2 separate regions of the Homo sapiens genome follow, and region 1 is linked to region 2. Evidence: chromatin loops called from intact Hi-C (ENCODE). Cell type or tissue: heart left ventricle. All regions are shown on one strand. Each heading gives the region's core, and the rest is flanking DNA. Links, peaks and the distances in the headings are about the cores only.

What was found. Hi-C counts contacts between places; a loop is a spot of excess contacts. Peaks named below come from ENCODE experiments on the same cell type or tissue, not always from the same donor. Only the 100,000 strongest peaks of a DNase experiment are listed, where the experiment ranks them.
Region 1: it touches region 2 in a loop (2.8-fold over the local background); 9 of 110 quality-filtered maps call a loop at or near these places.

Annotation. Positions count from the first base shown.
Region 1 is chr4:94,337,215-94,354,257 of GRCh38, forward strand. It overlaps HPGDS (hematopoietic prostaglandin D synthase), which reads right to left and starts at 5,622. Exons shown (of 6, transcript NM_014485.3): 1 at 5,581-5,622. In heart left ventricle, for the core only: no CTCF peak of the experiment used is centred there; no DNase peak of the experiment used is centred there; H3K4me3 peaks cover 868 bases.
Region 2 is chr4:94,721,713-94,738,755 of GRCh38, forward strand. No RefSeq gene overlaps it. Among named protein-coding and RNA genes, the nearest start is that of BMPR1B-DT, 27 kb to the right of the region's middle. In heart left ventricle, for the core only: a CTCF peak has its summit at 10,267; no DNase peak of the experiment used is centred there; H3K27me3 peaks cover 814 bases.

The DNA.
Region 1 (17,043 bases), core at 3,769-11,768, 390 kb before region 2:
CCCCCCTTGGCCTCCCAAAGTGCTGGGATTACAGGCGTGAGCCACTGTGCCCAGCCTGCAGCTTCTATTTGAAAAGCATTCTATATAAAACTTTTTATTGGTTTTGTTGGCATAGTCAATGTTTCCACAGCATGAAGAAATTATATTTTCTCCCTTTAATATTAAAAGTTATTAGCATTACGTGGGGCACCATGGCTCACGCCTGTAATCCTAGCACTTTGGGAGGCCAATGCAGGCAGATCACAAGGTCAGGAGTTTGAGACCAGCTTGGCCAACATGGTGAAACCCCGTCTCTACCAAAAATACAAAAATTAGCTGGGGGTGGTGGCGGGCGCCTGTAATCCCAGCTACTCAGGAGGCTGAGGCAGAAAAATCACTGAAACCCAGGAGGCAGAGGTTGCAGTGAGCCAAGATCCTGCCATTGCACTCCAGCCTGGGGGACAGGGCAAGACTCCATCTCGAAAAAAGAAAAAAAAGTTAACAGCATTAAAAGTTAAACATACAACCTTTTCTCATTCAGTCAATTACCACATAGATACCAGTGTCCACCTGTTGAATTCTGCATGAAAACAAAGTGATTGTTTTTTATTATTGTTAATTTTCAAAATCATGCTATTTTATATTGTATTTCACTCAAGTAAAGAAGACATTTAAAAATTCTCAGCATAGGTTGGTAGCTATCTATATTTCTCTGCAAAAATATCTTGAAGTCTAAGATTTGGCAGAGGCCCAATAGCAGCTAACAAATGCTTATCTTTCCTTTTAAAATATTCTTTCAACAGTTGTAACTCATTAATGAAGCTGTACTTTTTACATGACATTTCTGTAGTTATTTGCATAATTATATTTTCTGTTTGTCTCAGGAATACCAGATGTTATATCAGAACATCCATCTGTATAATAAACTACATTAAAAGAGAAAAATCAGGCCGGGTGCAGTGGCTCACGTCTGTAATCCCGGCACTTTGGGAGGCCGAGGCGGGCAGATCACTTGAGGTCAGGAGTTTGAGACCAGCCTGGCCAACATGGTGAAACCCCGTCTCTACAAAAAAATATACAAATTAGCTGGATGTGGTGGTGTGAGCCTGTAATTCCAGCTACTCAGGTGGCTAAGGCACGAGAATTGCTTGAACCTGGGAGGCAGAGGTTGCAGTGAGCCAAGACCGCGACACTTCACTCCAGCCTGGGCGACAGTGAGACACTCTCTCTCAAAAATAAGAAACAGAATTATCATGAAACATACTATCATCTCAATAGATACTAAATGCTTTTAAAAAGCATTTATAACATTATCACTCATTTGTGATCAAAATTCTTAGCAAAATGAAAAAACAAAATAAAATACCTCTTATCAAACTAGCAATAGAAGAATACTTCCTTAACCATATAAAGAGTCTCTACTAAAAACTTATAGCAAATATAATACATAATGGTGAATCAATAAAAGCATTTTCTTTAATGTCAGAAGTAACAAGAATCCCACTATAACATCTACTATTCAGCATAATGCTGGACAGCCTAGCTAATTCAATAATGTAAGACAACAATAAATAACATTTGTTAAGTAGTAGGAAGGGAGCGACACAGCATCCATTTGCTGTGTCCAAAATGATTGTCTATATTTAAACTTCGAGAGATTCTACAGATAAACTGGATCCTAGATTTCAAATGGAAATGCTAAGGACCAAAATAGCCAAGACAAAGAAAAAAAGAGAACAGGAGAGGAGGACCTGATGTACCAGATAGCAAGACTTAGATAAAAAGCCTTGTAATGCGGTATTTGCTCAGAGGTGCATTGTCTTAAAACAGAACCTCATATATAGGACAGACATGACATAGAGTGAGGACTAAATGGTTCTGAGACTGAAACTAGACTAAAATGGTTCTGAGACAATAGAGGGAAAATAAGCATAATTAGACCCCAACTTTCTATCAAACACAGAAATAACATCTAGGTTATCTTGGTATGATTTGACTAGCATAGCAAAACTGCAGTATCATTCTGGTCCCTTATTTCCTGTTAGCTTCATTTCTGAACCCTTCCACTGTCGTTGTGTTAAGAATCTCATGTAGAGAAAACTGCATGTTTCCTGAAATGATACAGAAGCCTGAAGTTTAAAAGCTGATTGTGTTTGAAGATATTTACATCTAAAGATCTTTGCATCTAAAATTAACCACTGGCTTCCTTACACCCCAAAGTATATCGTGTAAAGTTACTAATTCAGCAGATAGATAAAAAGCTCATTTAGAATTCTGTTTGAAAAATAACCTATACGGTTTATCAAAGAACACATAAACGACTAATAAATACCCTGGATAAAAACTTAGACATATAAACTCATATGAACATAGCTATCCACTGCAGAAGATTTAACTTTTAATATTAATATATGCATTAGGAAATAAGCTCTTTTATATGGGAAATAACAGTGTTTTTAAAGTACTATCTTGGGTACTTCCTTTCTTTCTCTTTCTTTCTTGTAGCTTTTTTTTACTTTATAGAATGCTTGTTATGGTTTGGCTATATCCCCACCAGAATCTCATCTTGAATTGTAGCTCCCATAATTCCCACTTGTCATGGGAGGGACCCGGTGGGAGATAATTGAATCATGGGGGCGGTTTCCCCCATACTGACTTCATGGTAGTAAATAAGTCTCACGAGATCTGATCATTTTATAAGGGATTTCCCCTTTAACTTGGCTCTGGTTCTGTCTTGCCTGCTGCCATGTAAGACATCCCTTCCTCTTCCGCTATGATGGTGAGGTCTCCCCAGCCATGTGGAACTGCAGTGCAGTGGCGCAATCTGGGCTCACTGAAATCTCCGCCTCCTGGGTTCAAGCGATTATCCTGCCTCAGTCTCCCAAGTAGCTAGGATTATAGGTGTGCGCCACCACATACAGCTAATTTTTGTATTTTATTTTTTAGTGGAGATGGGGTTTCACCATGTTGGCCAGGATGGTCTCGATCATCTGACCTTGTGATCCGCCTGCCTGGGCCTCCCAAAGTGCTGGGATTACAGGTGTGAGCCACTGTGCCTGGTCTAAACCTTTCTTTCTTTCTTTCTTTCTTTCTTTCTTTCTTTCTTTCTTTCTTTCTCTTTTTTTTTTTTTTTTTTTTTTTTTTTTTTTTTTTTTTTTTTTTTGAGACGGAGTCTCTCTCTGTCGCCCAGGCTGGAGTGCAGTGGCGTGATCTCCACTCACTGCAAGCTCCACCTCCCGGGTTCACGCCATTCTCCTGCCTCAGCTTCCCGAGTAGCTGGGACTACAGGCACGCGCCACCACGCCCAGCTAATTTTTTTGTATATTTAATAGAGATGGGGTTTCCCCGTGTTAGCCGGGGTGGTCTCGATCTCCTGACCTCGTGATCCGCCTGCCTCAGCCTCCCAAAGTGCTGGGTTTACAGGGGTGAGCCACCGGGCCCGGCCCGCCCCCCTCCCTTTTTTTTTTTTTTTTTTTTTTTTTGAGACGGAGTTTTACTCTTGTCGCCCAGCCTGGAGTGCAATGGCGTGATCTCGTCTCACCGCAGCCTCTGCCTCCCGGGTTCAAGCGATTCTCCTGCCGCAGCCACCAGAGTAGCTGGGATTACAGGCACCAACCACCACGCCCGGCAAATTTTTTTCTTTTTTTTTTTCTTTCTTTTTTTTTTTTTGAGACGGAGTCTTGCTCTGTCGCCCAGGCTGGAGTGCAGTGGCGCAATCTCGGCTCACTGCAGCATCCGCCTCCCGGGTTCAAGCGATTCTCCCTGCCTCAGCCTCCCCAGTAGCTGGGATTACAGACGCCCACCACCGCGCCCAGCTAATTTTTGTATTTTTAGTAGAGACGTGGTTTCGCCATGTTGGCCAGGACCTCCTAACCTCAGGTGATCCGCCAGCCTCGGCCTCCCAAAATGTTGGGATTACAGGCTGAGCCACCTCGCCCGGCCAAACTTTTTTTTCTTTATAAATTACCCAGTCTCAGGTATGTCTTAATCAGCAGCGTGAAAACTAACTAATACAATGCTGATTTATTTCATCTGATTAATTCAATCCCAGAGGCAATTTTAACATAATCATTGAAAAAATTACAAACTTTTATAATAAAACAATTTAACAATATATTATTCCGTATACTGCTGTAAAAGCACAGTAAAAAATAGTCTCAAAAATTCTAGTCTCTGTGCCAGAAAGATGACAACAATCCAATTTCAACTCTCTGACAACACAGGCTAATCAATATCCAATGCCTATACTAAACATCTTAATAAAGACTTCAGCCGAAATATTTTTAGTTCAAAAAAGAGAACTTTTGGAATAATTTTGTTAGATAGAAAACTTACAAATGAGGAATTAAGTATTGACCATTCTACAGTTCAATACAAAATGTTAGCCAACGTAAGCTCTTACTCTTAAATACGACACATCAAGAATTCAAACATATTTGGGCATTCCAGACACAGTTTTTTACATGCTTAGTAATTGCGCAATAATCTGAGTTAGAGATATAAAAACAAAGATTACTTGTGAATTTGCTATAGCTCTTCTTTGAGTTTAAGATGCAGATCTTAACTTGCCCAGTAATAAACTTATACAAAATGTAATGGCCTAGAGCATGTTTACACTCCTATTATATAGACCCTGGTGTTCTGAAATGTAAAAATTGGATTCAGACAGCAATCATGTGAGATACTATTGTTCACAGGGGAACTTCTTGCATATACTGACATTAAAACAGCTTTTTATTACCCCTAACATTTGATGGTAAAGAATGTTAATTTCCCTCATTTCACAGTGTCCCTGGGCATTTCAAGTTCAATTCTGGAAAAGTTGCCAGGTTGGAGTTAAATTATAGGACAATAGAGAAATAGAAGAATTGTTGTTGACTGAGTAAGATATTGATTTCAATCAAGCACTGGATGTTTAACTTTGAATTAGCAAGCTGAAAGCTCTATTTTTTTTTTTTTTATCAAATATCAACTAAATGTCATTTTAAGTGACTGTTTCACATTAAAGCCAAAGCAAGAGGAATAACTGAAATATCCTTTGGGAGCTGTGAGTTGAAATTCCTGGCCTGGGGTAAATCCCTTAAACCATCTCTGAAGCCAAAAGATGATAGGTTGCAATTCTTATCAAAACATGGAGATGCTTCAACAAAATGTGCCTTAAAATAATATAAAATATTACCAGTAAAAGTCTTAAACTTTAAAGCAAAGGAAAGAAATTGAACAGCCATGAGATAATATTCTCTACTCCATCAATCCAAGTTATTGAAGAATCACTTGGGAAAATTCTGGAAGTAGTAACAAACCCTGATTAAGACAGGATTTTTCCTCTAGCATTGATTATATTTTCTATGTTAAAATCCACTTGAAGAGATCTTCTTAAATCTCCTGTACCTATATTTCCTTAAAAATGACTATTTGAGTTTCACATATTCGCATATATGGAGAGGTTCTGGGTAAGACAAGGTCAGAGTGAGCACCATCATGAAAATAGCTCACAAGACAGTTAGTCACAAACAGGATATGAGAATAATAAAAACTCTGAAGTAAAGAGTAAAGCATATCTCATTTATTACCTATGTGGAGTTCAGTAATATGACTTACCTGTGTTATGTCTCTCGGGAGTCTGCAGTGTCTTGTATCCCTGGGTATGTGACTGTGCCTTGGGTTTATATGACGAGTAAGTGATAATCACGAGCCAGTGAGAGGACAGGCAACTTCCTTCTACCTAACGCTCTTCCTTCTTTTCTTAGATAAAACATGCATGCCAGGCAGTTCAAGCCTGCGAAGACTGCTGGTTATACAGGATATCTGGGTATAAATAAACCAACACATTTGTATACAAGGTAAAGTCAAAGTTATAGCTGCATATGTATGCCCACTGTTACATGTTCACTTATTTTCAGTTTTACACCATAGGCTCCTGGAGAATAAGAAAACCTGAATGTAATGAAATCATCTTTGCAGATGTGCACATGACTTGCTTCTCTATTTTAGAAACAGTCTCTCCTGTACCTGCTGTATGTTCCTTCGAGGCAGTGTCTAACAATGTGGTGTATTTAACTTGTTTGTTTTTGGTTTCTCCCAGTGGAATGTAAGCTCTGTAAAGGCAGGCACTTCACTGTCTTTTTCACTATTGTCTCCTCAGTTCTAAGAGGAGTGCCAGGCATGTCATGACCACTAATATACATCTGATGATAGAATAACCCTAATTTATAGTTCACGTTTTTGCAAGGACTGTAAATTTGCATTGTTGCTGGTTTATTTCATTTACTCTCATTTCTCAGAAAAGCCAAAGTGTTTAAAGTAAACCTGGTGTAGAAGTTTCCAATTCATCTTGTTTGTGATCCTTTTACAATTTAGTAACAAATGCCTGACATTTTAGAAATTTATTGTTTCACTTCTTAGTGCAGGAATTATTTTTATCTATAATATTAGGACAGCTCAGTGAAAAGATCCAATAAAATGCCTGCCTGGGCCTTACTGAGCCTGAGGATTATCCATGAAACATTTCAATGACCAGCTGGCTTTCAACTTCCAGAAAATTACTCCCACAGGCAACAATAGCAACATATCAATCATTTAATATTTCTTATTTCTAAAGTGCTTTTAATTTTGAAAAATATGTTTACATCCACTTAGTATAAACGTCAGAAATGAAAATAAATGTAAATACTAGTATGTAAAAAGAGAAGACGCAAGTGTAGCCCTTTACCCACCAAAAAAGGATACATGTGTGTCAAAATCAAGTGCAAATGGGATGGGAGTGGGAGCTATACAAAATTAACACAATGCATTTATTATCTTTGACAGCTTTAACTTATATTTTCAAAAAAATCTTTTTATCCTCACCTCAATGATTTTTAATCCCTATTTTTATAAATGAGGAAACTGAGACATAGGGAAATTAGGTAAATTGCCTGCGAATTTTTGTTGGGACAAGCTAGGATTAAAATCTAGGCCTTCTGATGACACATTTAATATTTTTCCTTACATAATGCTGCCTATATATAATACGAGACTGCTTCAGTTAAAAAAAAATCAAGTATACAAAAAATAACACTTTTCTCATTTTGTATTACAATTTTATCTTTTACGACCAGTTGTTTTGGCTGGAGGAAAGCAGAGTAACACATCAAGGATTGGGGAAGGAGCAGCCACTTGATCCTTGGTCACCGATCAACAGAGGCTGCTCTAGAGGCATCCATTGTCCTTGTGTGCATGGCCTCCACGCCAGGAGCTCTCTGCAGCTCCTGTAGCATTCTCATTTTGCTACCTTCTTGCCCCAGTGTGGTGGTTTCATCACAACGCTGCCTGAGATTCCACCTGCCCAGTACCCAACAGAGCCACTTCTTCTCTGTGGTCTTTCTACCTCCCTGGAGGCACAAGAGGGTCCCAGGAGAGGGTCCCAGATCTCCTCTACTCGGGAAGCACAGCTTTCCCATCCTCTTGTCTCTTCTCCCAGCCCAGGTGGGGGTGCTCTAACTCTCCTAGTCTTCTACCAGCTGTGGGCCTTTGGGCAGGTAACTTAATCTCTCTGTGCCTGAGCTCCTTCACCTTTAGATGGAGATTGATTCTACAATAAATATTTATTTGTTCCTAATCTTTGCCAGGTATTGTTCTGAACGCTAGAGATATAGCAGTAAATAAGGCTGGGCGCGGTGGCTCACTCCTGTAATCCCAGCACTTTGGGAGGCCGAGGCAGGTGGATCACAAGGTCAGGAGATGGAGACCATCCTGGTCAACATGGTGAAACTCCATCTCTACTAAAAATACAAAAATCAGCCAGGTGTGGTGGCCCACGCCTGTAATCCCAGCTACGCGGGAGTGTGAGGCAGGAGAATCGCTTGAACCCGGGAGGCAGAGATTGCAGTGAGCCGAGAGCGTGCCACTACACTCCAGCCTGGCGACAGAGCGAGACTCCATCTCAAAAATAAATAAGTAAATAAATAGAGATATAGCACTAAATAAAATCAGACAAAAACAAATCTTCATGGAGCATTCTAACAATATTAGTAATAACTCTCTCATAAGCTTTTACAGAATTAAATGAGTACACAGATATGTGCTTCAAAGTGTGCCTAATGCATAGTTAGGGATCCATGAGTGAGAGCAATTGTTAATATTATTAGCAGTTCACCTGAAGGGAAAATCGTTTCCCTTCAAGAATCTATGCTCAAGAATTCTTTCCTTTTCTGTGGTTGGGTTTGGGCACTAACAGCAGAAAGAGAAGTAGCTGTCAGGCAACTTTCATTTTTCACCCTGCTTCATCCTCTTCTGAGGAAATGAGCACGGAGCCAAGTGTCTACTGGAATAGGGAGGAGGAAAAGGGCAAGGGCAAAGTGAAAACCCCTCATGGATTGTTACCTCTCAGTTCCCTGCTCTCCAGGGCAGTGACTTCTTCATGCCACACACCCTTCAGGAGCATGTTGTGGATCCAGACTGGACTGCATGAGAAATACCCGTGAAAAAACGTGTCAAGTTGTATGATCATGTCCACACAGTCATTTAAAGGCCTATTATAATTTAATAAATATGTCTTCATTTTCTCTGGGGCTTCCTAGTTGGAAAACTTTTAATCCTGTGGTATTGAATTAGCAAATTCCTAACTGCTGTTAAAAATCCAACGTTAAATCATAGTCCATTTCTGTCCTTGTTTTCTTTATTTGCCCACCTGTGTAGTAATGTGACTATACAAGATAGTGATTAAAGAGTTTCATCCTGGAATCATGACCTCTTAGAGGAATCTCCACTCCATTATTTGCAAGCTCTGGGACTTTAGGCAGCTGCCTTAGTTTCCTTATCTGTAAAATGGTGATGATAAAAATCATTCTACTCAGAGTTGAAAGGATTCAATGAGTTTGTGCATTTAAGTCACTTAGTGCCTTGCTTAGCAAGCAGTTGCTCGATAAGTAATGGAAAAACACATACAATTTTTAAAACGTGGCCCACATATTTGTTCCTCTTTATTTATTTTTGTAAAAGAGAAGTGTTCAAACAAACCTATTTCTCCTTTTCTAGCTTGTCTGTTGATGGGGAAGGGGAGAAGTATCCAGGAGAAGCCCACAAAACTTCCTTTGCTCAGATTCTAGAGTGGTCTGGTTTACTTTTGTATATTTTATTTAATAAAACAGTTTTCCTTTTTATAGTTAGTTATTTGAAAAACTAAAAACATGTAAAAGTGACGTATTTAAACCTGGGGTTGAAAATACAGGAAATAAAGAATATGTTTTTCTGCTTCTAACCTACTTGAGTAATTGAAACATGCCTGCAAATATTTTAGTGTCTGTGTTTTCCCAGATTTCAATAATGATAATGCTATTATCTGAAGTCTGCCTCTTCAGATACTGTGAAGAATGATATGGTAATTATATCCAAGATTATGAGCAAATCTTTCACTACCTAGCCTTTTGGCTAAAAGAGGATTCCTATATGTAGGCAAATAATAGTAATAGAAATAGCTAAAATTCATTAAGTATTTCCTGTGGGCCAAGCATTGAACCAAGCACTTGTCTTGTATTACCTCATTGAATGCCTACAAAACAACATCACAAATAGTGCATGCACCCTTGAGTGTAATTGCATAACTGACTGGGCCTTGTCATGAAAGCATTTATAGATAGAAAATTTCTCAGACATTTGAATCTCATTCACAAGATTTTATGTTTTTTCTTCTGTCAAGAATGAAGAAAATAAGCATTAAGTTAATTTGTTTTTCAAGGTTTTTTCAGAATCAATTAATGTCACCTCTGTACCATTACAACTTGTGCTGTAGGAGGAAGGACTGTGCAGTAAGTCCCACCTTTGCCTGTGCCCTGTCCTGTGTTCCCCAAAAGAGTCATGTCTCCTCTCTGAACCTCAGTTCTTGGAAAAGAAAAGAGATGTCCTGGTGACCTCTGAAGTCACTTCCTACTCTATTATTTCATGACAGAATTTTCCCCCTGAAGACATTTCTCTGTCTTACATGATAATTGAATGAAAACTAAGTCCAAAAAGGCACAGAGCTCATGGGCTGAGAGTTACAGGTACACAAGTTACCTTTGTCCCCAAGTCTAGCAAGAAAGGCAAAATTCTCAGATCAAAGGAAGGCCACCCATTCTGATAATCCCAGGTCACAGGATGGACTTACTATTTATAGGTACTAAGAAAATGCAAACAAAAGTGTAATTTAGAGAGAATTTTTTTTTTTTTGGTGAGATTAAAGTGTCTTCCTAGCAGTTATCAAGAAGAGGCAACCAAAATATACCTATTAAAGGAATTTGTATATTTGGAATTTTCTTATATCTCAAAAACAGATTAATCTGAAGAGGTGTGTTTTCCTCATGAAGTCTAGAAAAAGGAAATTTTGGAGAATAAGAAGGTGTCAGAAAATTTCTAGGACTCCACAGAGGACTAATAATAGCAAACACGGACATTTGAGTTTATCGTGTACCTGGTACTCACTCAAGATTTTAATTTGCCAAGGTCTCAAACCTAGCAAGCAGAAGATCCAATATTTGAACCCAGTAGTCAGCCTTCAGAGTCTTTGCGATTAATTACTGCATGAGATTGACTCCAAAATATAGAATACTAGAGTGAAAGAAAAGAAACAAGTTACAATCATTTGCTGACATTTTCTCAGGATTATCCAACTTTCTTTGGCCTAACTGTAAGTATCAAGCAAATTTCAGACCTAAATTCTTTCTCCTAAGCAGGTTTTTGCTCACCATTTTATTCTGAAAGTTGGTTTTGCATCATTCTGAGCAAACTATCACAAAGACAGAAAACCAAACACTGCATGTTCTCACTCACAGATGGGAATTGAACAATGAGAACACTTGGACACAGAGCGGGGAACATCACACACTGGGGCCTGTCGTGGGGTGGGGGAATGGGGGAGGGATAGCATTAGGAGAAATACCTAATGTAAATGATGAGTTAATGGGTGCAGCACACCAACATGGCCCATGTATACCTATGTAACAAACCTGCACGTTGTGCACATGTACCCTAGAACTTAAAGTATAAAAAAAAAAGTTGGCTTTGCATGCCTTCGTATCAAACATACAGAATTTCTGGAAGAATACTTTCAGATTGGCCTGTGATACAAAGAAAGGAAGCTACCTACAAGAAAGAAAATCAAGAAATCTTGGTTTCTGATGACACAGCTCACATTTGCTGCCCTGTTCCTAGGGAAAGAATTCTACAGTGAAAGGAGAATTTTAAGAGATGACTGCAGTAATTAAATGAAGCTTCAATCCTTAACACAAACTTATACAAGAATATAAACAACATATTGCTATGTAAGGAAAGAAAAAACTGTTTTCATCTGAACCAACGTAGCAAGAAGATCCAGAAAACAATGAACAAAATTATGCTAAAAATATTTTTCTGGCCTCCAAGATACAATTTTACTACATATACTTTGGCTTTTCATAAAGTGAGCCATTGAGAGAGAAAATACCAGCTGCTTCTAAAACTCTAGGATCCAGTCCATGAAAGGCTAGAAATGATCTGTTTTCTAGCAGTACATACATTTTGTTGGTGTTAACAGTTAAATAACTCATGGGAAGCTGCAGGCCTCAATTACAATATATCATCAAAATTTAGAGACAAGATCCAGAATTGCCACTAGGTCTGCGATTTGGAAGAACTTATATAAATGGTAAAATTTGTCCCCTGTGGACACCAACCGAAAGATGATGTGTAAATTTGATTCTGAAAACTTGAATGTTTCCTAAATTTTAGCACAGACTCTATGACTCATGTAACAAATATCAGACACATGGTTTTGAGATGGCGGCATCTTTTGTTTAATGACTTTAGATGGATTTGACCATTTGGCTATTCCCTTTCTGGTTGCAGACATTTTATTAGGCCCAATTTGAAAAGACAGGCTTTCTTTTCTGCAAACAAATTCATATGAAACTGTATGTCACACTGACTTAGACTTCGTGCTAAAGTGCTGCTGTGTTTCTGTAAATGTTCAGAATAAAATCTTTGCCTTTTATATTATTTCTTTGGATGTAGTGGTAATCTCACATCAATTTTAAAATTTCTATTTGTTTCTGTTTTATAACAGCAGATTACAAATACGTATGCTCTGAACTACACCAAAATCTCTTTAGTTACACAGCTTAAGCAAGATGATATTCTGATACAGATTAGCTACCAAAGTGAAGTGGCTGTTCATGACTCATTTTTCCAGTCTTAGCAAATGGAAAGTATTACATTCTTTTCAAAACATCAAAGTCAAAGGCATCTTTTAACACCCCATGAATGTCAAAAAGTAAAGTTTGAGCTTAAGCTGATTGAGTATTTAGTTTTAGTTCTCATTCTTTGGATCATATTTACAAAGCCCTGTTTATTAACTCAAGGAATAAAATTACATAGCAATTTTCCTGGAAAATATGCTTTTTAAAAATAAATATTTAAAAATGTTCTGCTGTTATCTTAAGAGCTATATAATGGAAGTACACAAATTAAATATATGTATTGATCTCTGGAAACAAGTCACAAATCTTATATATTTTACTTGAAGTTTTAAAGATTTTTTTTCCTTTTGTATTATTCATATCAAGTTTAAGATTTTTTTTCTCTTTTGTATTATTTATATCAAGTTTAAATCCTATTATTTAAATTTCCAAACTTGCTCTTTTCAAGGCTTCTGGTTAAGCATGACATATTGACAATACATCTTAATCTCATTTCCCTCCCCAAGACCCATGAAAGGTCAGTAAAATTATACAAAAGGTATAGTCAACAAGGACAAAGAGAAAGGGTATAAAAGCATGTAAGAAACATTAAAAAAAAAAAAGAAAAAAGGCTGGGTGCGGTGGCTCATGCCTGTAATCCCAGCACTTTGGGAGGCCAAGGCGGGCAGATCACCTGAGGTCAGGAGTTCGAGAACAGCCTGGCCAACATGGTGAAATCCCGTCTCTATAAAAAATACAAAAACTAGCCGGGCATGGTAGCGAGCACCTGTAATCCCAGCTACCCAGGAGGCTGAGGCTGGAGAATCACTTGAACCCGGGAGGCGGAGATTTCAGTGAGCCAAGATCATACCACTGCACTCTGGCCTGGGCGACAGAGCTAGACTCCGTCAAAAAAAAAACAAAAAACCCTTTATCTGACAGGAAGCAAGTGGAGGAGTGGCAGTTGAATGGACTGCATAGTCAAAGTTATGAGCTAAGTTTAGGGGCAGACACACTGAGGGGAACAATGCCATCCCAAGCACCTTTGAAGGATCCATGAAATACCTGGCCCCCAAAATCCACATACGTGAATTTGATATTTGAGGTCAAAAATGAAAAGATTAGTTAAAAGTCAGCATAGAAAGCACTAGAACCTGCTTTCCCTACCTCTTCTCACCCGTTGCTGCCCACCAACAAATCCCTTGGTCTTAAAAAGAAAAGAAATAGGAGAATCTTTGGGAAGCAGAGAAAATACAGGTTCTGAGATAAAAATTAAAGTATCAGTCATTCATGCCATTTGAAAAACAGTGACTGTTGGCATCAGACCAAATTCCCATCAGACTCTACTCCAAAGCTCACTATAGAATGCATTCGCCTCTGGCTCGGATAATGAACCACGGAAGGTAAGAGAGGACTTCCAAGGTTTCTGTCAACTCGGATTTTTATAGACATTTCTACCTGCTGTTCCCAGTTCATTTTTGCTTGGAAAAAACTTTGCCAAAAAAAGATTTATAAGTTCTTCACAATCACAGTTGCAATAGGAATTGCAATTATTTTCATACTGAGAAAGTAAATGGAAAGCATTGTATGGATGAATAGAGTAGTCTAATTTTTGAAGATCTTCTTATTTGAGAACATTGCAGTGAATTCAAATATTTGGTGTGCTTATTTCATAGTCATGATTGCTGTGGGGATATTTAAGGCACACAGCAAATCTGTAATGCAGATATTATTAGACCCATTTTTACAGATGAAAACATTAAGGCTTAGAGTGATTAAGTAACTGATGCAGAGTCATACAACTGTGAAGTAGTGGTGGTATGAGTGATCAAACTCAGTTCTGTTAATTACAACTATCCCAAAATTCTTCACAAAGTTTTGGTTCACAACAATTCTGCACCAAGGGGAGATTCTCCAGGGTAAAGAAATAAGTGTCAAGGAAACTTCCCTACAAGTTTAGAACTTCTAGTTATATGAGTGTTTATTAGATTGATGAACTTGAAATTTAAAGGCTGGGAAAAATACTTTCAAATATTACTTTTTTTTCTAAAACTGCAAGTACACAAAATCAAATTTAGAAATACAAATGAAACTGAACAATGAGGGTCAAACTTATCAAGTGTTTCTTATCTTGTTTCCATTAGTCATTTTCTCTGACACTTTTTCTCTCTGCCTAATGTGGTCTGGACTCATCTGCCTGATAAAAGTTTTGCCCCGGTTAATATTTGGTCCAAGATGAATTAATATGATTTCTATTCATATAAATATTAGCTGAATATTTTTTGAATTCTGTGTCACCCTTTGTCAGGTAGCCCAAAGAGCAGTTTGCATATTCACATTTTGATTTTAAGTTCCCACTTTCTTTATATGTAACAGTCGGGCAGAATCACCCTCCGGGACAGTTGGCTGAGGTAGGGGTGGGGAATTGGGTAGAATGGGTAGAAGGATCAATTTGTGGGAAGATCTGGAAGGAAAAAAACCTTACAGCAAGTCTTTTGCCCATTTGCCATACCCAGCATTTTTAGGCAGGTTAAATAAAATGAAAAGTGTATCAAGAACAGCATTAAAGAGGAGAAAAGGTATGAACAGCAAAATCCTTTGAGGATACTGTACAAATGGGGTAGGGGCAGTGCCATCTGATCATCTCTTTATGCCTAAATCGGGGAGGGGTGAGCTCTTGAACGTGTTCCATCCTCAATAGTCTGTTAGCACCAATGCCAGCCTCCCCACCAAGTGCCTGCCCAGCTGGGAGGATCTTCACAATTCTGAGCCAGGGCTGACCATCCCAGTTCATTCTTTATTAGAAAGTGCCTGAAAACGCTCTGCATCAACTATGCTGCATTTGTTTTCTTCCCCTGCAGTTTCATAAGATCTGCTAAAGAAACTCCCGACAAAGTGTGCTAGGTCCAAAAGTTTACAATCTGTGTACAAAATGCTATAAAATTCAACCTTTTTAAAGGTCTACAATGAAACCCAGAGAACATGTTAAAATGAATTGCCTGATAACCTTCCTCTTTTCATTTTTTTCCAGCTTTATCTTTCTATCTCATATTCGCCTTCCTGTTTCCTGATAGTTTTTAACGTTTCACAGTAAAGACACATTTTAGTTCTGAAAAGGAATTTATTATGTTGGTGGTAAATCTGCTACTTTATTGGTAAGTTTAGTCTACTATGAACTACAAAATTTGTGATTATATGCAACAGATGAAATGATCGATTTAGCTCTGCCATGTATATAATGGTGATGTTCAGGTAAAAGCAAGAGAACAAAGAACTTTCCTCAATTTGGTCATTTTTTTCCCCAAGTAAATACCTTTGTACATAAGTCTTTGCACAATCACTTTTGTTGTCAATTCCTAGAAGAGGAATTGCTGAGTAATTGGCTATATGCATTTTAAAATGTTAATACCTATTGTCAGATTGATATCCAGAAAGATTGCACAAATTAATCTCTAGCCAATGAGCTGATGTTTATCATTCTATTATTTTCCAATCTTATGGGTTAAAAAGTGTCTCACAGTATTTTATATTGGCATTTCTTTGATTACAGATAAGACTGAACATCCCATGTTTCTTTATTTTTATGTGTATACTTTTGTGAATGTCCTGCTATTGCCGTGGAGTATTTTTTTCTATTGTGGTTTTCATCTTTTTTTCTTATAGATATTATAGGCAAGCCATAGAATATATATTCTATATATTTACCCATCCTTGCTGTGGATTCTCAGTAGGCAGAGTGTACTTTCTCATCATTTGGCTGGAAACTTGGCCATGTGATTTGCTGTGCCCAGAGTGTAATACTAGATGTGATGCAACCAGAGGCTTTAAATGTGCTTTCACAGTTTGGATTTTCCTCTTCCACTCCTGTGATGTGACATAAGAAGGGCATTCTTGTAAGAAGCCATCCCAGCTGCCCTGTAGACTTGTGAATGAGGACACTAAAATGTTTGTTGTTATAAGCCACTGAGAATTTGTTATGCAGCATTACGGCAGCAACATAATGCTGCGAAGTTTTTCTCTAAATATCAATGTGCTCCTGTCAACTTACAAAAAGAGGAGATATTTTAAAATACAAGAAAGAAAAAGAAAATAACGTAGAGAAAAAAATATACTGCTCTTTTTTCAGGGAAAGAGGTATACTAAGAACACTTTGCCCGCAAATAGTTGCTAAGGTTGGCAAGAGAAGTAGCAGCTTCCACCGTTATCAGCCAGTATAGCAGACTGTACTAGGAGGCAAAGTCAGAACAGCCATTTCTTCATGAAATATTTAATGGTCATTGTATTGGGTCAGGGTTCTCCAGAGAAACAGAACCAATAAATATAGAACCAACAGAACCAACGTGCATAGATATAAAAAGAGGTTTATTTTAAGGAATTGGTTTGCATGACTGTGGAAAGTGGCAAGTCCAGGAGACCCAGGAGAGCCAATGTTGTAGTTCCCGTTTAAGAGCAATGTGCTGTAGAGCCAGGAAGAGCCAATGTTGCAGGTGAAGTCTGGAGACCATCTGCTGGAGTGTTCCCTCTTGCTCAGGAGAGGCTGGTCTTTTTGCTATACTGAGGCCTTCCGCTGATTAGATCAAGCCCAACCATATTATGGAGGGCAATCTGCTTTGCTCAAAGTACACCAATTTAAATGTTAATCTTATCTAGAAGCATCCTCACAGAAATAGCTAGAATAATGTTTGGGCACCCCGTGGCCCAGCCAAGTTGACACATAAATTAATTACAACAGTCATTTTGAGATAATTGTTGACCATAAGGCTAAACTTGGAATTTTGAGGTCAACATGAACCCAGTGTAACCAGGGTATGTGGCAAGATAAGCCTGATATAAGGACACTGAAGCCATGGACAATCTCCAAAGAACCATGGAGGAAGATAGGGTCAGTCACAGT
Region 2 (17,043 bases), core at 6,002-14,001:
TAAGTCTGGTCCACATTCAAGAGGAGAGGAAGGCCGGGCACGGACAGTGGCTCACGCCTGTAGTCCCAGCACTTTGGGAGGCCCAGGCGGGCGGATCACGAGGTCAGGAGATCGAGTCCATCCTGGCCAACATGGTGACACCCCGTCTCTACTAAAACTACAAAAATTAGCCGGGCGTGGTGGCGCGCTTGTAATCCCAGCTACTTGGGAGGCTGTGGCTGGAGAGTCTCTTGAACCTGGGAGGCAAAGGTTGCAGCGAGCCGAGATGGCGGCACTGCAAAAAAAAGCGGGGAATTAGGCTCCATGTTTTTTTTTTTTTTGGAGACAGGGTCTCGCTCTGTCGCTCAGGCTGGAGTGCAGTGGCATGATCTCTTAGGCTCCATCTTTTGAAGGGAGGAGAGTAAAACATTTTATAGACACATTTTAAAAACCACCACTACAGCTAATCTTCAAATAAATTTCTATAGGTGGGACTTGAAGTTTCAAAGAATATGGAACATGTGAAGGCATCTTATACAGTACCTATTTCTGAATTGCCCTTCAGACAATTTGTATTCATTTATACTCTTCTAGCAGTATATGTAGTTTTCTACTTCCCACAGCCCTAGGAAACACTGTGTATTGTTTTTAAACACGGCCTCTGCTTCTTTGAGAATTAGAAAAAAGTGCCTCTTCCTCTGGGCAGGCAGATGCACCCACTAGGGTATATGGCTTTGCAAAAGGACTGCCAGCTGGGTTCTAGCTCCCCCAAGTCTGCTGGGCTGGGCGCCCTCTTGCAGGCCTCAACCCACACAGCTATACTCAGTGGCCTTACTGAAAGTCATGTGTTTTTCTTTTTTTCTGAACAATGCTAAAGTTCACATTTGTCCTTTTCTACTTATTAAAGCAAATTTGATTTTTCTTCCCATTCTAATGATTAAAAAATGGCCCTAATTTTCCAGTTTAAATTTATTATCATAGATAATAATAATAAAAATTTACTTCCTTAACAAAATATCGTATACACATTTTATTAAATTGAGCTCCGTTTTTTATCCTTGCTTGCCTTGTCTCTAGCCACCTCCTGTATAAGGATAGGGCTGTGTCATTGCCTTATGACAAAATTGTCTGTAGAAGTGATTTTTCAGTTTGTTATGATACAGGCAAGGTTGTAGAATGCCAGCCAGGAAAGTTAAGTGTGTACTTATAAGCATCAATTGCCCTTGACCAGATTCACAGCTTCTGCTTTTTTTTTCTTTTTTCCACTTTCATTTCCTGTAAGGGGAGATGTGATAAACCACAAAACTGGCCGTGAATCCTACACCTGCTAAAACTTGCCATTTGGATCCTGGCACTTACGTTTTATAAAATATACAAGCATATTTATGCCAGTTTACATAAGAACACAAGAGCCTATTCACATGTTTTTCTATTAGAAAAAATATTTAAATTATGATTTTTATGCTGCCTAAACCAAGCTCTACTTAACATCTATTTTAACATAACCCTCTCTTGTATATTCAGCCTCAATTTCTTGGTATTTCTTGATGTTTTCAATTATCGCTCATTTTGTGTTCTTTTAAGTTTGAAAAATTTTGTCATGAACTGATAAAAAAAGGTTTTATAATTAAAGTTTTGGGAACCTTGACTAATGTAAATGTGAACGATACTGTTAAAAAGTTTGACTATTTTGATTGATCTCACCACAGTCGTCATTTTTTTGTATTAAACTGACCATTCAGTTTAATCATAAAAAGCAAAACTGTTTATGTTGTTAGCATAGTTGAAGCAAGAATCATAGTTGCTATTTCCACCTCCAATATTTGGGTATGATATTATCATATTCAGTTCTTCATTAAATCTATGCTTCATGATAGGTGTTAAACAGCAACAAGAGCTCAGATTTACTTCCATAAAGCTCAGGGGAGGTATAATCAAAACATTACTTAAAATGTAATTGCTTTTCCATCATAATATTTAAAATTGAGAGATCACTTTTCCAGGTGTCAAACAAACATTGAGTTTTAAAAAGTGTCAGAGTCACTAACACTTATCAAAATGCATTATTTATATCAAATAATTAAAAATGAATTTCACTATCCCCAAATCACAGAACCTTCTTCTTTACCAAAAAAAAAAAAAAAAGGATTACCTCTAAACAGATACACAAGTTAAATAATTTTCATGAGAGTGAGCAAATTCTAATGTTTAAAACACAAGGCCCACTAATGGGTTAGAATTCATTCTCACATAATTTCATTTGATCATTAGATCAAGCAATACTATTTTAATTGTAATGAAAATATCAATTCTCAATATCATCTTTTTAATTATAGGATCAGAGATATTTTTGCCTCTAAAATGTCACTGTCTTTTCTTAGTTGTCAACCTGGACTTTATATCAGGACAGAGAACGGTGTAAGAAAAAGCTTTAAAGTGGGCCAAGAGTTTTGCTAAAATCAATTTCTGTTAAAGTGCTTTCTCATTTATCACCTCTGAAAGGACATTTAACAAAGGCCTTCTGATGTAACTTTTGTCAGAGTACCAGGTAAACTGCGGATTAAACATTAGCTTAGTCTAGAGACGGAGTCTTGGAGAGGGAGGAGCAGTTTTCAAACTTTAATAGATGTGAGGAAATGAATTTATTTTGTTAAGTAGTGAGCTTCTTTTCCTAAAATAAAAATCTGTCACTTGGAGCTTAACAGTTTCATGTCCAGGGTGAGAATTAGAGTGTGAAGCATGATCCAGGGTATTAAGATAGTTAAAGGCTAAAAAAATAGATGGGTGGATCACTGGAAATATCCTTTCCAATGCAATAGTATAAAAAGTTTTATGTGTACTATGAATCTGGAATATTTGGATCTTGTGGGAAAAGTTGACTTTGTTGGCAGAGTATCCTGGTTTTTTTCTTCTTGTTTTTATGTTGTGTTGGTTTGTAGGACTGAAACTGAACTTGAAAGTGAAGTGGAGATTTTACATATGTGGACAGTAATACATTTCTGTGAGGCATTTTCAGAGGTTTAGTTGTATCCATGTAAGTGATCAAAGTCCAAGGGCAAAACAAGAAGATTTAAGAAGAGATGCCACCTGTATCAGATTATCTCAATACTTAAAGTTGTTTTGAGATACAAAGAATGTATCTGAATAAGACCCTCTGTTTTCAACCTTGGCAGTGACATTCTGTGGGTAGACCAAATTAGAGGTAGGCAGTATGTTGGAACACAAAAGAAAAGGCTATGCCTCCACCAAAACTGACTGCACCACCAATTTTATTGGAACTTTTTCTTTTTTAATACCACTTGGAATTTGGAAGGAAAGTAAGAAAATCTTTTCTGTTTTATCACTTATGCTGGATGTGGAGTCCCAAAAAAAGAGCACCCAAGGGGATTTTAGTATTTATTTCTGCTTACACGAGAATATGAATAGGGTAAGAAAACCTGTGGGGGTGTGTGTGTGTGTTTACCCCCAGAAGTGGCTGTTATTCATCATGAGGGAAGTGTTGGATGAGATGCTGCACAGAGGGAACTCTATGATTTTAGACAACACTTCCAGGTAAAATACATTGACTTTTATTTATTTTTTGAAAATGCTTTAAAAATATATATAGCATAGTACTGCGACATATTAGGTGCTCAGTAAATGCTTTTGAATAAATTACAGCCCAGCTTCCTTGGGGTCCCTCATCTGTTACACTAACAGCAGGAATTCACTCCTTTTTCCACCTGCAGGACCTTCCAGCCCTCTTAATGTCTCACCCAGCTATTTCTGGGAATTTGAAAGGAATGGCTTCTTTGTGCTAAAAAGTAGGTCCACCATGGTGATTACTCCAGCCCCCTTTTGATTTTTACTGATTAGAGACTGCATGAAGAGACCAACATGGCAATACTAATATCTCTGCTCAGGATGCAGTCTTCTGATTTGAACAGGGCTGCCAGGAGAGCTGTGTAGGACAATAGAGATTATGCCCTGTACAACCCCAGGGCTACCATTTCCTTACACTCCAACAGAATGGCACTCCCTAGAATTGTGCCACAAGGTGGCTATGCTTGCACACACAAATACACATGCCCTGGGTATCAAAAAATGGCATGATACTCTGTGGAGGCCACTATATACTGATGCTGTGTGTGTGTGTGTAGAAATGGGGAAAGTACCCTCTCCCTCTCCCCCCTGACTCCCTTGGACACCTGAGCACAGAAGTAGTATTGTTTGTGTCCTGTCCCTCCCCAGACAGCAACTTGACCATCTGGATACAGTCCCTCTATACATAAGACCCCATCAAATGTGCAGTGGAATCAAGAGTCGAGAAAAGTAGTTTGCTGTCTGCCTTCTCCTGACCCTAACTTCATGTGCCCATGAAGAGCTTTTGCTCAACTTTAAGTGACCTAACGTGTCTGTTTACTAGGCATGCCTGTTATGTTGGAGTTTCAGTTTGGGATCCAGCTGGGACCTTTGCTAGAAGTTGATTGAATGAGTAAATGAGTGAGTGAATGGGTTTTTGTATCCATACATGTATATTACTTTCTTTATTAAATAAACTTGTTTTGTGATGGGAAAAAAATAAAGCCTATTTGTGGTATTAGTTGCCATAGTGGAGTTTGAAGCTGAGCTTTTTCATCAATATCTGTTGGCAAGATAAGTTAGTTATTCGTATGTTTTCTGTTTATTTAGACTCTCTCTCTGCCTGATAATTACATGGAAAAGTTTGAGTTTGATAAACAATCCTCACAAAAGTTCCTAATAAACTGGCCATTGAATGGACAATAGGAGATAGCCCAAAGTGCTCTCTAGAGGAATGCTAATAATTTTCTGAGTTCTGCTTGGTTTGCTTTAAATGATAGAATACCTAAGGGTCCCTAGGGCATCTTTAACATAAGTAATTTACTTTTAATTTAAAACAAAACCCTGGTTACCCTTAAGCCACAGGGGGAATTGTTGTTTTCTAGTCAGGGGTGAAATCACAGTTCAATCACCCTGTTGTTTCTAAAAGCTGTAACCTCCTTAAGGGAAGTGTCAGAGCCTCCAGCCAGAGGCTGATCTGCATTCACACACCTACTCAGTACAAGGGCCTATGTCCCACATAGTCTCTGGATACAGATTATAGAGGACAAAATGGAATTTTGCTTTCTCAGGTAGTGTCTTTCTTTTTCTTTCTTTCCCTTCCTTTCTTTCTTCCTTTCTTCTTTTCTTTTCTCTTTCTTTCTTCTTTCTTTCTTTCTTCTTTCTTTTTCTCTTTCTTTGTTCTTTCTTCTCTCTTTCTCTTTTCTTTCTTCCTTTCTCTCTCTTTCTTTCTTTCTATCCTCTTTCTTTTCAAAAACAGAAACGTGGCTTACAAGTATGTAGTTTCTTTTTGAAGCACAGTGATTCTAACTACTCTCTACTACTTCTTATTATCTCCCAATTTACCATAGATACACAGATTAAATTGATTGAAATATTTTGAAAAGTACTTCTATGTTACTGATAGATAAAAGTCTAAATTCTTCAACCTGCTAAGAAGACCCTTCTCAACGTGGCCTTCACTTCCCTTTCCAACTGTTTTCTAACATCTCTGGCTCTATAGCCTACGTCCCAGACAACACAAACTTAATGTCATTGCCCATACATCGTGCTGATTCAGACAGGAGACAGGGATATACTGGGTAGAAGGGGGCAGTTCCCTGGCAAAGGCCCCACCCTCAAGCCTGGAAACCTGTGGCCCTAAATGGGAACAGGTATTCCTGTTTTCGTGTCCAAATGTCTTTTGGTCCACCACGCCCCCCTATCCTGCACCCATATAAACCGCAAACCGCAGGCTCCATAAGCAGATGAGCACACAAACAGAAGGGTAGAGGAGCAGAAGAGCAGCACAGCAGAGAAGGAGAGAAGAGAAGGAGTGTCCGAAAGTCAAGGGGAGTTTGGCTGGGGACGGTTAGAGAGGAGATGTGTTTGGGACAGCTTAACTCCAGGGGAAGATCATCTTCCCACTCATTCCCTTTCCAGCTCCGCATCCATCCGCTGAGAGCCACCTCCATCACCTTATAAAATCCCTGCATTCACCATCCTTTGAGTCTGTGTGTGACCTCATTCTTCCTGGACACCAGACAAGAACCTGGGTACCAAGAGGGCACTGAGCTGGTTAACTCTTAAGCTGTTTGCAGACAACAGAGCTAAAAGAGCACTGTGGCATGCCCACTGGGGCTTCTAGAGTCACAGGCACCCACCCCTAGATGCTACCTTGGGGCCGGAGCCCAAAAGCACTTGCCCGGCTTCCTGCACCTGCCTGTCGGTGTGCTCCCATCCTGTAAAGGATTTGAGCATTCAGCGGCCAAGCAGACAAGCCACACCCCTGTTGCACATCCTGTAAGGGGGGGTCAGGGAATGCTCCTGTTTCATCACAACACACTCTGTGACACTGTGCCTGCTATTCCTTCTCTTCTTCATGTAACACAGTCTTGTTCATCCTTAATAACTGGTGATCTTTAGGGTCATTTACAAATGGTCAGTTTCTCCTGCTTTCAGGCATTTGGTAAGATCGCTCTTTTCCCATCCCATTTTAAATTAGATGTGGTCATGTGACTTGCTTTTTCCAATATGTGGTGAGCAGATGTGCTGTATTCATCAGGCAGAAATTTCCTGGCAGAAGTTTCAAGGGCAAGGGTTGCCGAGTTCTCTCCCGCTGCTCCAGCTATCATGAAGTTACCTGTTGAGACGAAGTCTCTGTCACCAGGGGCTCCTAGTGACTGTACTGAGCAGTAGTTTCCTGCTAACTGGAATTGGATGTGTAACATGAGTGATGTGTAAAACTTGCGCATGTATTAAAGCAACGGATGCATTGGTGGTGTTTGTTACCATGGCATAACCTCACCTAACCTGACTGACAGAACAACACAACCAAATTCAAGTGTGACTTTATCTAGGAAGCCTGCTCCTAGATAACATCTTTCCCACAATGACCTGTTAATCACAATTTTCTTGGTGACTTCATAATGCTTTTTCCATAACTTCATTGTTACGCTTGCCACAGTGCTTAGGGATTTTGTTTACATGACTCTTTCCCCTATCATGCTTTGAACACCTCAAAAGAAAGACCAGATCTTAGATACCATACCCACCCTTTCTCATTTTTTGACACATTGGTTGGCACATGGTTGCTATTTAATGACTATTTTTAAATAAATGAGAAAAAGGACAATCAGGAAAGCCATTTTCCTTTTCTGATTAGAAAAGATTTTTTAACAGCTTAAAGAAGCTGTTAAAACAGAGAAAATAAGTTCATCAAGTTATCAGACCAACCCTTTTGTTATTGTTCATGTGAGGTAAAGAATGTATTAAAATTATTTTAATATCTGTTTTGTCCTGAAATAATTTCAAAGGATGATAGTTTGGTAGTCAATAATTTCATTGATAATGTAAAGATCATCACCCAAATCTCTCTCTTTTTTTTTTTTTTTTGAGATGTATTCTTGCTCTGTCGCCCAGGGCGGTGTGCAGTGGCACAATCTCAGCTCACTGCAACCTCCGCCTCCTGGGTTCAAGCAATTCGTGCCTGCCACCATGCCCGGCTAATTTTTGGATTTTTAGTAGAGAAAGGATTTCACCATGATGGCCAGGCTGGTCTCGAACTCCTGACCTCAAATGATTGACCTGCCTCGGCCTCCCAAAGTGCTGGGATTACAGGCATAAACCACCGTGCCCCGCCACCCAAATCTGTATGTTATAATTAAGTTACACCTTACTTCACTCACATTAAGTTAATCATTAGTATTGTGGTTTCTTATGGATCTTTAATTCATTCGGCAAATATTTATTGACTGTTGTGCTGCATCCAGTGTTGTGCTAGGCCCTGGGAATGTACAACTGAATAAAACACAATTCCTGACATCAGGGAGCTTATAGCTTAGTGGGGCAGAAATACAAACAGGTAATTATAATACAATGTGGCACAGGCAATGATTGAAGTACATGCAAGGTGTTATTTATGAACACAGAAGAGACATTAGTCCTGTCTGAAGAGTTTAAATCAGGAAGATAACATGATCACATTTACAATCCAGCTATTTTCTTCTGGTTGTTAGGTTACTGTTTTCTGTATGACGTGCAATGGTTATAGAATGGAGAGATGATGGCAAAATCAGAAGGTCTTACTGATTGCGTTGATGTGGGAGTAAGAGTTGGGAGGAAACAAAGATGATACCCAGGGTGCTAACTTGCATGATTGAGTATATGAGAATGGCACAGATTAAGACAACAGAAATATAAATAGATTTATGTAAAAGTTAACAAAATGAGGTGGACAGGTTCAGTCTGATGTATGGGTGAGGTTTTCAGATTCTATATCCTTCAGAAAATTGAAAATACACATCTAAAGTTTAAGAAGATAATGATGCTGGAGATATGGATTTGGGGTTACTAACAGACAGCTGATACCTTGAGAAACTAGCATGTAATGAGTGGCAAAGGAAACAGGAGAAATTCAGACATATTAGAGCTGTGGTTCTTATCAGGATAGGTACTTCCTCAAAGGGGGGCATTTTTGGTTATCACAATGATTGGAAGTACTATTGGCATTTAGTATCCTTCAATGAAAAAACATTTCCATACAATTAAGAATTAATTAACATTGCACGTCTTTTGAATCTCCTGCTGGACAGTAGGTAAAAATCTGTTTATAATTAACTGAATGTGGAAGCTTACTCTATTTTATATGTAAACAGAGGATTTTATTTTCAAGGTTTCAATATACATTGATTTTTTTTCCAGTAATGTAAGTACCTGATAAATAATTGCACTTTCTTTTTTTTTTTGAGACGGAGTCTCAGTCTGTCACCCAGGCTGGAGTGCGGTGGTGTGATTTTGGCTTACTACAACCTCTGCCTGCTGGGTTCAAGTGATTGTCCTGCTTCAGCCTCCCAAGCAGCTGGAATTACAGGTGCCTGGCACCATGCCCAGCTAATTTTTGTATTTTTAGTAGAGACGGAGTTTCACCACGTTGTCCAGGCTGGTCTCGAACTCCTGACCTCAAGCTATCTACCCGTCTTGGCCACCCAAAGTACTGAGAATACAAGCATGAGCTACTGCGCCTGGCCATAATTGCACTTTTAATGTTTGAAACTTTACCAAGAGCTAATCACCATTTTGAAAAACCATATAATTGATAATATCCTTGGTATTTGAGTAACTCAACTATGTATCAATCTATATTGTAATTATCACAATTGATAGGTTCAAAGATATAGGTTCAATAACCTTAAAGATATAGGTTCAAAAAATCTGATTACAATACTTACTTATGTCTTTCAGTGTAGTTAAATCAAAGTATTTGCATGTCAAGATATGTACTAATTTTACAAATTACCTTATTTTCTTCATATTGGTTAAAACACTTTATTGTGTATTTTTAAACATATGTAATGTGAAGATACATTACTAGTTACCATAGGATCCTAAATGGGGCATCACAGGATGTAGAGTATAAAGAAGGAGTATGGTGACACACAGAGTGGATAAGCTGTCTCCAAAATCTTAAAAGGACTAAAAGCATTGTCCTTCTTTCTTAGGTGTGGCAGATATGAGATGCAATAATTTGTCCTTTATTTTTGAGGGGATAGCCTTATATGTCCTTAAAAAAAAGTCACTGTAAACTTTAAGCTCCTGAACCTTCAACCTTCATAAGGATTATTTCCCATCATCTGGAATGTATTTATCTTTTTTCTTTTTTTTTTTTTTTTTTGAGAAGACAGTCTTGTTCTGTTGCCCAGGCTGAAGTGCAATGGTGCAATATCAGCTCACTGCAACCTCCGCCTCCCAGGTTCAAGCAATTATCCTGCCTCAGCCTCCCAAGTAGTTGGGATTGCAGGCGCACACCACCACACCCAGCTAATTTTTGTATTTTTAGTAGAGATGGGGTTTCACCATGTTGGTCAGGCTGGTCTTGAACTCCTGATTCAAGTGATCCACCTGTCTTGGCCTTTCAAAGTGTTGGTATCACAGGCGTGAGCCACTGTGACAGGCCAGAGTGTATTTATCTTGCTAGGTAGAGACTTCTGCAACATCCTTAAGAAAGATTATAAGGGCCAGCCTTCAACTAGTCTTCAACAGAGAGGAGTGGGCCACTTCTTCAGGCTCAAAGGGTTCAGCAGACTCAGATTTCAGAGTTCTTGATTGCATTGACCCAGATGTTCTTAAGTCCCAGGTCCTTTCCAATCAAGGTGTGATAATCAAATCAGATTTGAGAGTACAAACTTCTGGACTTCACCCCCTTTCTAATTAAGTCTAATGTTTGATGCTTAGCTTTTTCTGCCCTCTAGCTGCAGAAGATGAACCTCTTTATACGCAGCCAAGGACAGTCTATAACTTGCACTTCTTAAGTTGGTGATTAATCACCATTGTCTTCATTGTCTTTTTTCTAATGCATCAATAATACCCAGCAACAGACATCTAATTCCATGGTCCTTAAAAGCACCACTTCCTCCATGCTTCTCAAATGCCTGAGACAATAGTATCCTTCAGAGCGTTCCTTTCCACCGGTATCCTATACTCCTTAACCTCTCATGAACAATTGAACTGCTACAGCTGCCAGGAGCTTTTGATACTCCGTCTGCTGAGCCCCTTCCAAAGCCCCACTGCAGAGCTGCCTCCTAAGAATACTTCCAGTACCAAGTCCTAGGTTGGGTTTCCTGGAAACAGATGCTGAGATGGAGGTTTGCATGTAGCAGGATTATTGATTCATGCTCCTGGAGCAGCACTTGTAAGGGAGTAAGAAAAGCATGATTGGGAAGAGGAATCAGTGGCAACAGAGACCTCTGCTGATCCCACAGAGAGCTCTGCAAGTGGGATGGCCCTTCAGAGGTGTCCTGAGTTAAAGCAGGAGAGCCTGGAGACTCAAACTCACATAAAATGGTGATTAGATATAAGCAGTCCCTGAGGATGGGACATAACCTTGGGTGAGGCAGCTACCTTTGACCAAAAATAATTCCCAGAGAGGGATGCAGTTGTGAGCCATAAACAGTCAAATTATTATTAAATTATAACCCCAGAACAGGGGAGGGGAAAGGAAGGATAGGTGCCTTGGGCCGAAGAGGGTGATCTGGGTGTGCTCCACAGCATCACTACAGTTAGGAATTTTAGAGGTACTGGGGGAGGGGATGAGAGAACAGGATTTCAAGGAAGAAGGAAAGATGAACAGACTCATGTCCCTCCTGCCCGCTTATCATTGCCACTTTCTAATTCAACCAAGATGTGGAAAAAGCATGAGCTTTGGAGTCTCACACACATGTGTTCATATTACAGTCTGAAACTTGCTAGCTGTGAGATGCTAGACACTGGTCTAGCATAAGAACTCATTAACAATGGTCATGACCATTTATGGAGTTCTTACTATATACTGGGTGCCTTCCTCAGTGCTTCACATGTACAAGCTCATTTACCTGTACTAATCCTATGAGGGAAGTATTATTACGTTTCATGTGAGGAAACTGGGCACAAAGATGTTTGAGGCCGGGCATAGTGGCTCAGGCCTGTAATCCCAGCAGTTTGGGAGGCTGAGGCGGGTGGATTGCTTGAGGCTAGGAGTTTGAGACCAGCCTGGCCAACATGGTGAAACCCCATCTCTACTAAAAATACAAACATTAGACGGGTGTGATGGTGTGCACCTGTAGTCTCAGCTACTGGGGACACTGAGGCAGAAGAATGGTTCGAACCCAGGAGGTGGAGGTTACAGTGAGCTGAGATCACGCCACTACACTCCAGCCTGGGCAACAGAGCAAGAATATGTTGCAAAAACAAACAAACAACAAAAAACCAAAGATGTTTAATACTTTGCCCAAGATTTCAAAGCCAGTAAGTGGCAGAGTTGGGGATTGGAGCCCACAAGTCATCTTCACAGCCTTAGCCTTTAACTATTTTTTTGCAGTGCCTTGTTCTCCTTACATAAAATATTTTGTTATAAGAACTCACGTGTGTAGTGTGCTTGCCACAAAGTAGGTACCTGATAAATGCAAATTTCCTTGTAGTTTCCTCTTGGATGGATTTCTGGAATTATCTAGTCTACACTGATCTTCTGGCCCTGGTTCTGGAAGGGTTCCCATCATCCCTCCCCCAGCAGGGCTTTCTAAGTGCTTTGACATGTATGAGCAGTTGAGACCAGAGTTTAGATGCTTCATTCATGCCTGGTATTCATATTGCCTATGTTGTTGCAAAATAGATGCTCTAAACATTTACAAAATAAACGAAAGAATAGAAAATGGATATTTTTTAAAGGTAGTTCCTAGAAATGTTCTATTGCAAGATTGTGGTGGTGGTTAAACTACTATGTGCATTTGTCAAAACTGATTGCATTATGCACTTCAATGGGTACATTTTATTATATGTAAATTATTCTTCAATGAAGCTAATTTAAAAATAGTTTTAACTCTTAGAGTAATGAAAAAGAAGCTCCCCATGATACATTTTACCACATGGGATGCTGGGAAGAGTTTTCTGCCACTAGAAAGGGAATCTAGTGGTACAATTAGGTCAGCCACTGCAGAAAGATTAAGTTTCTGGTTCAACCAAGATAATGTAACAACTTGGGCTCAGTGTTTCTTTAATTGATTTACTGTTTCCTCTCTGCTGCTTCTGTTATTCTGAGACTACTTTGAGTAAGTTTTAATTTTAATTTTAAACATGACTTACTAAATTTTCTAGGAAATTGAACCTCAATAGTGCTGTCATATTGACCATATCCATAAAACACAATGGACAGGAAACAGCATATTGCTTTACAGTTCCAAATAGGCACATACAGTAATCTCAATCAGCCATGTTCACACAGGCAGAAATTCCACATGAACGATAAGAATCTGGAATGAGAATTCTTCAGATGCTATTACTTTTTTATTTTCTGAAGGTTGAGAGAATAAATTTGTATGTTTATTTTCTTAAATTGTCAAGCCCTAAAAATTAACTTCATATGTGTTATGGTTATGAATAACATCACTGAAAGTCATGTCATTCAGTTTGGAAATACAAATTAATATCTAGTCAAAAGAATCAACTGTGAGAATAAATCTTGAAAGTATTGTTCAAGAGCAACTTACCGTAGTTTTCTAGAGCATAAATTCCTTCTGGTTTTTGGTGTCATGCTAATAAAGATAAGATAATAGGATATGTTGGGTTTTAAAAATATTTATAGTAATAGGGTTATAGATATAATTTTGTTAACATTATATAGGGTGAAAAAAGATGTATCATGTTTTACTGAATTCCTGGTTTTTTGGTATTGCTCATGTTTTTTTTTTTTTTTTTTTTTTTTTCCTGAGACGGAGTCTCGCTCTGTCCCCCAGGCTGGAGTGTGGTGGTGCAATCTTGGCTCACGGCATCCTCCTCCGCCTCCTGGATTCAAGCAATGCTCCTGCCTCAGCCTCCCGAGTAGCTGGGATTACAGGTGCCCGCCTCCACACCCAGCTAATTTTTGTATTTTTAGTAGAGACAGGGTTTTACTATGTTGGCCAGATCCTGATCTTGTGATCTGCCCACCTCGGCCTCCCAAAGTGCTGGGATTACAGGCGTGAGCCACCGCGCCCAGCTGTTTTTGTTTGTTTTTAAGCAACAGAACTATAAGTTTTTAATCTTTGTTTTCCCAGCCTTATTACAGTGGTAACATTCAATTAATACCCGCTTACTAACTGACGTGAACAAAAGAAGCCGTCACGTGTTACTTCAAGAATAGCTATTGGGCACACTGAAGGCCACAGAGGCAGCTCTTCCCAATGTAGACAACAGGTTATTGCTGGGAGAGGCTTTAGAAATCTCAGTCTATTAACAAGTACAGTTAATAGAAAACAAAACTAAGGTCCAGTGAGGTTGTGGTGATTAGTTCAAGGTTATCTAGCAGAACCAGATCTAGAATTTAGGACTCCTGTGTTCTAGTTCATTTCTCTTTCAACTACCTGATACTGGCCCCATGTATTTTTAATCATCAGATAAGCATTCACTCATTCTATTGTAAACAAATACCTATTGCACTCCTACTAATGTCAGATGCTATCCTAAACATTGAGGATAAAATACCAAACAGTACACATGCCTTACTTTGTGAAGCTTAGACTTGAGTAGGAGATGCAAATATAAATATGCAAATAGAGCATTACTAAATTTCACTTTATTATGAGAATAATTACAGCAAATTTTAAAAATAACTTATTCTGTTAATTACTTCACATTGCAAGCACTATGCTAATAGTCATATAACCTTATTTGGTGCTCACCAAAACTCTCTGCGTATTTATAATTATTTCCATATATATGGAAATATATATTTCCATATATAAGGTTTCTGAGGTTGAGTAAATTGCCAGGGCCACTGGGTTCTTTCAATGTTCTGCCCAGAGGGTATAGACTGCAGGGCCAGCATTAGAAACCTAGGTGGGAGAAGGAGGCTGGAGTCCTGGCATTCAGAACACGAACATTCACTTTAGTCCCTGACACCAAATGTGCTGTGCCCCCAGTCCAGAGACCCTGTGTTTTTGTCCTCTCTACAGAATAAACTTTATTTTTGTTTTCCATGATGATAAGGAAGGAATTCACCTAGATCAGATGGAACCAGAGTCTCGCTCTGCTGCCCAGGCTGGAGTGCAGTGTCGTGATCTCAGCTCACTGCAGCCTCAGTCTTCCTGGTTCACGCCATTCTCCTGCCTCAGCCTCCAGAGTAGCTGGGACTACAGATGCCCGCCACCATGCCCGGCTAATTTTTTTGTATTTTTAGTAGGGACAGGGTTTCACCGTGTTAGCCAGGATGGTCTCCATCTCCTGACCTCGTGATCCGCCCGCCTTGGCCTCCCAAAGTGCTGGGATTACAGGCATGAGCCACAGTGCCCGGCCTGAAACAGACTTTCAAACAGTCGACATTACCTTGGCCCTGCTTCCTTCACCCAACTGAAGAGATAATAGTAGGTATATGATAATTGTGATCTTTTTTTTTTTCCATTGCATGTAAATGTTTGGGTATGTCTAATTATTTTTAATGATTATTACTAGAAATTGACAATGTAATATTCATAACTATAACATATAATATTAGTAGAAATAGAATTGCCGGACTAAGAAGGCATGAACATTTTCAAGGTTATTCATATGGATCACCAAAATATTCTCCCAAAAGTTTGTACAAATTTATATATCAATCTGTTTTTATGATGCTGCTGTCTTCATGCCCTCAACAATGTTGGATATTCATAGCATTATTACTGGATAATTAGGATGTATGTATGTTATCTTATTTATTGTTTATAATTACATATTCAGTATATGTATTTTTATTGAAGAGGTTGTATGGTGTGGTAGGTGAGAGTTGGTTTTGGGGCCAGGCGTGGTGGCTCATGCCTATAATCCCAGCACTTTGGGATGCCAAGGTAGGTGAATCCCTTGAGCTCAGTAGTTCAAGACCAGCCTGGGCAACATGGCGAAACCCTGTCTCTACAAAAATTAGCTGGGCCTGGTGGTGCACGTCTGTGGTCCCACCTACTCGGGAGGCCAAAGAATCGCTGGAACCCTGATGGCAGAAGTTGCAGTGAGCTGATATTGTACCACTGCACTCGAGCCTGGGTGACAGAGTGAGACCCACCCCCGAAAAAAAAAAAAGCTGGTTTTGGGACTGCACTGCCTGGGTTCCATCTGCTCCTCACACTGATGAGCTCTGTCCCTATACCCCAGTTTTCTCATCTGCAAAGAGGTAGAACCCACCTATTAGGATTGTTGGGAGGGTTAAACAAACAAGTCAACACATCTAAAACTTTTAGGAAAAGACTGGCACACAGTAGACACTGAATGTATGTTAGCAATTAATATTATTAAAAGTTTTATGGCAGGAGGCCGGGCGCGGTGGCTCACGCCTGTAATCCCAGCACTTGGGGACGCCTAGGCGGGTGGATCACGAGGTCAGGAGATCGAGACCATTCTGGCTAACATGGTGAAACCCCGTCTCTACTAAAAATACAAAGAATCTTAGCCGGACTTGGGGGCGGGCGCCTGTAGTCCCAGCTACTCAGGAGGCTGAGGCAGGAGAACGGCGTGAACCTGGGAGGCGGAGCTTGCAGTGAGAGGAGATCGCGCCACTGCACTCCAGCCTGGGCGACAGAGCGAGACTCCGTCTCAAAAAAAAAAAGTTGTATGGCAGGTAAAATATCTCATCTTAATTTGATTACTAAGTGAGAATGTTCTCTTTTCATATGCCTAGTGGCCAACTGTATTTCTTCATTTTTGAATTGCTTTCTCATAATATACGCCTTTAAAAAATAAACATGATGATGTTCTCTGAATTGATACCTAAGAGCTCATTAAACCTAAGTCCTATAATTTTGCAATATGTTTTCCTTTTGTGACCACTTTTCATGAACCTCTTGAATTTGGCTCTGAATATCTTCCAGTAACTTTATGGTATCAATCTTGGCAATCCTTCAGTGACCACTCTACACTTCCAAGTGCTTCCCAAGAAGGCAGAGGGTAACAGCCACCACTCATTTGCAGTAGTACTGCCTGTGTACCCCAAGTTGCTGTTACTCCGTAGCAATAATCTCAGCCCTTCTGTCACCTGTGCACTTACATAGCATTACATTTTAAATTTTAAATTGTTATAAGAATTTTTGTTAACATCATTTTTTGGTTAAATTTTTCATGATTATCTGAGTAAACTTCGAAAGGCATAAACAGGAAAACTCAGCATATATATCTTTTATTCAGACACAGTAACAGTTTATATGTTAGACATTTCTTCTGGTCTTTCTCATATTTCTTCAATTTAATAGCAGATAAAATGTGAAAAACATTTTTTTCTCAAAACATTATGTAATATGCATACTGTACATCATTTCAAATAATTTATTATTGTCATTTTAACAGCAGCATATGATTCTATTATCTAACTGTACCTTTTCTATTCTCCTGATGATTATTTTGGCCATCTGCAGCTTTGTAATGAACAACACTGTAATAATAAACTTGCTCATAAATTTTTTTTTTTTTTTGAGATAGAGTCTCGCTCTGTCGCCCAGGCTGGAGTGCAGTGGCGTAATCTCGGCTCACTGCAAGCTCCGCCTCCTGGGTTCA